2 separate regions of the Homo sapiens genome follow, and region 2 is linked to region 1. The links are chromatin contacts, found by Hi-C in ENCODE. All regions are on one chromosome and are shown on one strand. The core of a region is the stretch at or near the end of the contact, and the rest is flanking DNA. Distances in the headings are between cores, read along the strand shown. Region 1 holds the start of GREB1L-AS1 (GREB1L antisense RNA 1). Region 2 holds the start of MIB1 (MIB E3 ubiquitin protein ligase 1).

The links. A loop is a pair of places that touch in the nucleus more often than their neighbours do. Pooled maps may share reads with other maps.
Region 2: a loop to region 1 is called in a pooled map of gastrocnemius medialis, with 3 times the contacts of the local background. The contact joins the promoter of MIB1 here to the promoter of GREB1L-AS1 in region 1. A Hi-C loop is called at or near these places in 1 of 50 pooled maps.

What each region holds. Positions count from the first base shown.
Region 1 is chr18:21,449,700-21,452,296 of GRCh38, reverse strand. It overlaps GREB1L-AS1 (GREB1L antisense RNA 1), which reads left to right and starts at 1,250. Exons shown (of 4, transcript NR_187982.1): 1 at 1,250-1,414. It overlaps GREB1L (GREB1 like retinoic acid receptor coactivator), which reads right to left. Exons shown (of 33, transcript NM_001142966.3): 12 at 2,461-2,597; 13 at 1,146-1,274; 14 at 80-214. It overlaps LOC124900410 (small nucleolar RNA SNORD23), which reads left to right and starts at 1,541; the gene lies at 1,541-1,644.
Region 2 is chr18:21,739,286-21,742,442 of GRCh38, reverse strand. It overlaps MIB1 (MIB E3 ubiquitin protein ligase 1), which reads right to left and starts at 1,651. Exons shown (of 21, transcript NM_020774.4): 1 at 631-1,651. The coding sequence starts at 859. RefSeq lists silencers at 655-704, 825-1,454, 1,645-1,864.

The sequences.
Region 1 (2,597 bases), core at 1-2,500:
AAAACCCTTAGAATGACTTAGTTTTTACAATGTCTGTCCCAAGGACTGACTTCCTCCTCTTGGTCTGAGATGACATTACCCAGGTTTTGTGTGGGAATCATAGCAGCAGCCTCCTGGGGTGACACACATTCATTAAGGTCTCCATCGAAAGGGGTAACCACACTGTCTCCTCTTCTTTGTTGCATTTTTTCCAGCAGCTTGTCTAGGTCATCGCCTATTACAAAATAGAGATAAGAAGGTTACAAGGAAGGATATGTTTGTTTCATTTTTATTAACTGCCCAAGTTGGGCAGTTAGGCTGTTCTCAGTAGATTTGTTGGTCAGCCAGCAATTCATATCAGCATTTACACTTGGCCATCTTTATAGTATACTGGTGTCTCTATATCAAGAACTACTCTCATTGATATAGTGCTTATAATTTACATGCTTTCACATGTTGTATCTCTCTTGACTTCCCTAATACTCAAAAGCAGACAGAATGGGATTAGAAAACTGAGTTCCAGGCTGGGCGCAGTGGTTCATGCCTGTAATCCCAGCACTTTGGAAGGCCAAGGCACAGGAGGATTGCTTGAGGCCAGGAGCTGGAGTCCAGTCTGGGCAACAAAGGGAGACCCAGTCTCTACAAAAAATTAAAAAATTAGCCAGGCATGGTGGCACATGTCTGTAGTCCAAGCTGCTTGGGAGGCTGAAGTGGGAGGATCGCTTGAGCCCGTGAAGAGGGGTGGTGTCAAGCAGTGAGCTATAATCACGCTACTGCACTCCAGCCTGGGCGATAGAGTGCAACACTGTAAAAAAAAAAAAAAAAAAAAAAAAAAAAAAGGAAGGAAGGAAAGAAGGAAGGGAGGGAAGGAGGAAGGAAGGAACGAACGAACAAACCGAGTTCCAGGGAGAGAGAAACTCGCCCAAGGTCACTCAACAAGGTTGTGGCTGAGCTGAGACTTTTGAATCCAGTACCAATGGGCCTTCCTCTAGACCCCCTTACTGCTTCCTGTGGTGTTAGTGACAAAATACTTAGGATAAACCATTTCAAATGAAAGATCAGCTGGCAAGCTTGAGCTCCACACTCATCTTGACAGGCTAAGATTTAAACTCAGAAAATCATACAACTAGGGGCTGCCAGTGTTGCCAAATCTTACAACCACTCACCTAATGATGTGGTTTTGAAATGTGATGCCAGGAAACTGACCTTTCCTGTGATAAGCTCATAACTAATTTCTTTCAAAAACTCACTTGTGGTGAGCATGCTCTCTGCCAGAGCTCGGGACTGGTGCTGACCTGCAGGATGGAGGAGAGAAGAGAAGACTCATCAACAGAACAAATGTTGCTGGAACATTACTTATAATGGCAACAATTGGAAACAATCAAAGGATGTCACTATAGGGACTTGGGTTAAGAAAATTATGACACATCAAAAGGTATGGACAATTATATAGCATTTGAAATATCAATTCTGACTCTAGACAGAAACAGAAATGTTTATAATACAGATGATCAGGGGAACAAAATGATGTACCTTATGTAACTGAAAATATGCACGTTTGTGTTTAATGACTAAGGAAGGTCCCTGTCCCCGCCAGGGGCTGTGAGCAACACCATGGCTGCCCCAGGGCTGGCCAATTGGGCAGATGCCCAGGGGCTGAGAACATGGGGGAAAAACAGACTAGGGAAGAGTATGAAAAACCTTATAAAAATTGTGCTTGCATGGTTATAATGAATTTGCTTTAAAAATATAAACATGTTTTTTACAAATAAAAATGAAAAAATATTAATGTATCACACTGATGAAGCTTTCTGGAAATACATGTAGCACAGAAAAATGGGCAGACAGGTTTTGTCAAAGTGAGGGGGTTTTCTTAGCTTCTTTGCTGGAAGAGGTGAGAGCCATTCAGTACAGAGAAGAGAGAAGCAAAATGTAGTCCAAATGGCTACCCAAGAGGGTGCCTGATAGAAAATCTGCACAGTGCAAAACAAACAAACAAAAATCCCCTCCCACCCCCCAATTTTGTAGTGTACCAACTTTCTGAATCTTTTCTTTAGAGACTATGTTACAATATTAAATAGACTGTTCAGTGAGAAGGGGAATATATGAGCTAATTTTCTGGCAAATTCGATTAACTGGCTTAGGCCACCTGTGGCACTGGCTTTATCACATGCTAGAGTAGTAACATTTCCAAAATCTTTAAAGGACAGCAGTTACATGAGACAGGGGTATCTGTTACTAGGGAGAGCTTTGAAATAATGCTCCCACAACCAGCTGACAGGGGCACCAGCCAAACTGAGGGCTACACAAAACCTGATCTGAGAAGGAAAGGGAAAGTTAAAATTAGGAGGATGAGCCCAAGCTCCAGCAATTAATCAGAGGTTGATTATGTGGATGCCTGAAACACATAACACACATTTTTAAATGGAAAAATGGTCGAATGAATTGATTAAACAAACAAAAAACAAAAAAATTACTCACCTAACACTACCACACAAAATTCATTTCCTCTGATTTTCGATGCACAAATTACCACCACATAATCTGGCAGCCTTTGATAGTGTCTCATTTCACTGAGAGTCCTTAAGGTCTCTGAAATGCCCTCCGCCAAAGAGTTC
Region 2 (3,157 bases), core at 402-2,901, 290 kb before region 1:
ACACAAAGAAATGGTTCAAGAGCTCAGGATGTTTTTCTCTCTATTGATATAAAGATATAAAATAGAACAATTTGGATGAAAAATCATTCCAGAGTCCCAAGTAACATTTGGCTACTGAACTCCAAGTAATTCTGTGTCACAGGAGGTTAAAAAAAAAAAAAAAAAAGGCATCTCCACAAATCCGAGGTACCAAGGCCCCTTGGCAATTATAAACGGTCAGCTGAGCACCATATGGCAAAGCAAGCCTCCCTTCAGACAGTTATCACTTGGTGGCTGATTAATTTCAATGGCTTATTAGATAGGCCTCTCCAGACCCCTTCCCAAGAGGAGGAGTCGGGTTGGGGGACCTGTGTCTGTTCTCTTCCCGGTGCTTTGTGTCTTCCAGGCTTGAAAGCATCCCGGTGATGGTGCTGCCATCATTTCCCTTGGGGGTAGAGGGTCTTTTCTGAAAGTGTTTGTTCACCCGTTCGGAACCTAGAATTCCTTTGGCGCTTTGCCTTTCCGCTCGCTCCAGCCGGGCGCTGCCCACCAGGTGTCCCACTGCAGACCTCTCCCCGCGACACCGACGCCCACCGCAGCTCGCCCCTTCCCCCCGCGCGCGCAAGCCCTGGCCAGGTGGCCGCGGCTTACCGGTGGGCGCGCTGTCCAGGATGCGGAGGTCGTAAGCCCCGGAGCAGCGGTAGTTGGCAGCTGTGCCGTTGTCCCACACTACCACCACCTCCTCGGGGCTCTCGAAGCTCCGGACGGTGCCCACATGGCCCTCGCCGCCGTCCTGCTTCCCCCACTTCCAGTCCGGGCCGCGCACTACCCGAGCGCCAACCCCTTCCACCATCACCCGGTTATTCCGGGAGTTACTCATCGGGGCCCGGGCGGTGGGCTCCGCCGCTGCCGCCGCCGCCGCCGCCGCTGCCGCCGGGGGGCCCGTGAGGGAGTTGGGCCCGGGCCGGACTCTAGGCGTCGGCGGGGGCGGCAGCGAGCCCCGGGGGACGTGAGAATAACTCACGGGGGCGGCGGCGCGGTCCCCGCGGAGCCCAAAGCCGCTGCCCAGCTGTCGCCGCCGCGCCCCCCGCTCGGAGTGGAGGGCGGCCCGCGGCTGCTCGGAGGCGGCGGCGGAGAGCGGGCAGAGGGGAGGGGGCCGTGGGCGGGGACTCTCCCGCTTCCTCCGGGCTCCCCGGCCAGGCTACAGCGACGGCCGCAAGGAAACCACGCTCTCCCCCGGCCGGCAGCGCGAGGAGCGCAGGGGGCCGGGGGAGGCTAGCCCGAGGGGGGCGGCGGGGAGCAAGCTTAACTGCCGGCCTTTCTGCCACCCCGGCCCCTCGCTCGGGGGCGGGCACCCAAGCGCCGGCGCCGCCTCCTCCCCCGTGGGCAGCGGTGGTACCTCCCGGCGTCCGGCGAGCGCCCGGGCCCTCAGGCCCCCTTCTCTCTGCCCCCGCACCAGCCGCCGCGCTCCGCCCCGCCACAGAGTCCCAGCCGGGCGAGAGCGACTCCACATCCGGGTACCGCCGTACCCAAGGCCGGAGCGGCACCTTCTCAGAGTGTCTAGGAGGGGGATCCTCGGCAATAATAGAGTGGGAAGGCTTCCAGAGAGCCGCGCGATCGCGGGAAGAAAGGAGGAGAAAACTGATCCCTAAGCGTCTCTCCAGGGTCCAAGGAGAGTGCGCATGCGCGCGGTCTAGAAAAAGGGCGGACGGTTGCCCAACCCCAGCCCCGGGCGATGGAGGGGCGGGCCCAGGGGCGGATCCCTGGAGTTGCCGCCCGGTGGTGCCGCGCGCCCAATGAGCTATGAGGAAAGCGGTTAGGCCGTCCTGGAGGCGGGGCTGGAGAAAGTGAGGGTGGGGAAGCTACCCGGGCTGCTGGAGCTGTGCGGCTGTGATGTGGCCAGTTTTTCACTAACTGCTAGTTTTCCTAGGCGAACTAAATGTGAATTAGGGATTCCATATTCTTTTAGTCTTCTTTTTTAACGAAGGTAGAAATACATTCACAAATTCAGGGCGATCTGTATTTGTGTGTAAATTGAAAACATTTCAAACCAGACAGAGCAGGTTAGTAGTGTGTTTTTAAGCTGAACAGCATGGTATGGAATGTTGTGAGCAACGGTAAAGACTTTTAGAAGGTGTGTCTTGACTTTATGCAGAATTAGGGTGATAGGCAGACTCCAAACTTTGCTCATTAATAATTGCCTCCACTCACGAAAAAATTCAGTCCCTAATTACAAAATACAACCTTCAAAGGAAGATTCGAAGACTGTAAGAGAAGTTTCTGGTTGCCGTTATTCAAATGACATTATGCTGCATAGGGTTTAAAACCAGTGTTTCCACAGGCCAGCACTGTTGGCACCGTTAGCATGCATTGTTAGCATAAACTGTTGCTTTTCCTGATAGTCAAAGGAGGGAAATGCTAACAGAATGGATAATCAAGGGAAAAGACAAGAAAACGGACGTAAAATGTACCCAAGGAATTACTATGTACTGAAATAAAATTTTTTTTGTTTGGTTTTTTTTGTTGTTGTTTTTTTTTTTGCTTTGTTTTTGAGACAGGGTCTCACTGTCAGCCAGGCCGGAGTGCAGTGGCGCCATCTCCGTTCCCCGCAACCTCCGCCTCCTGGGTTCAAGGGGTCCGCCCACCTCAGCCTTCTGAGTAGCTGGGACCTCAGGAACGCACAACCACGCCCAGCTAATTTTTTGTATTTTTGGCAGAGATGAGCGGGGGGGCAGTGGGGAGCTTCTTGGGGGATATATCTCACTATTTTCCCTGGCCGGACTGGTCTCGAACTCCTGAGCTCAAGCAATCCTCCCACCTCAGCCTCCCAAAGTGTTTATCCCAGGGATAAAGCCAACTTGATAGTGGTGGATAAGCTTTTTGATGTGCTACTGGCTTCTGTTTGCTAGTATTTTATTGAAGATTTTCGCATCGATGTTCATCAGGGATATTGGCCTGAAATTTTCTTTTTTTGTTGTGTCTGTGCCAGGTTTTGGTATCAGGATGATGCTGGCCTCGTAAAATGAGTTTTACGAAGGAGGGAGGATTCCCTCTTTTTCTGTTGTTTGGAATAGTTTTAGGAAGTACAGTAACAGCTCCTCTTTGTACCTCTGGTAGAATTCGGCTGTGAATCTGTCTGGTCCTGGACTTCTTTTGGTTGGTAGGCTATTACTTATTG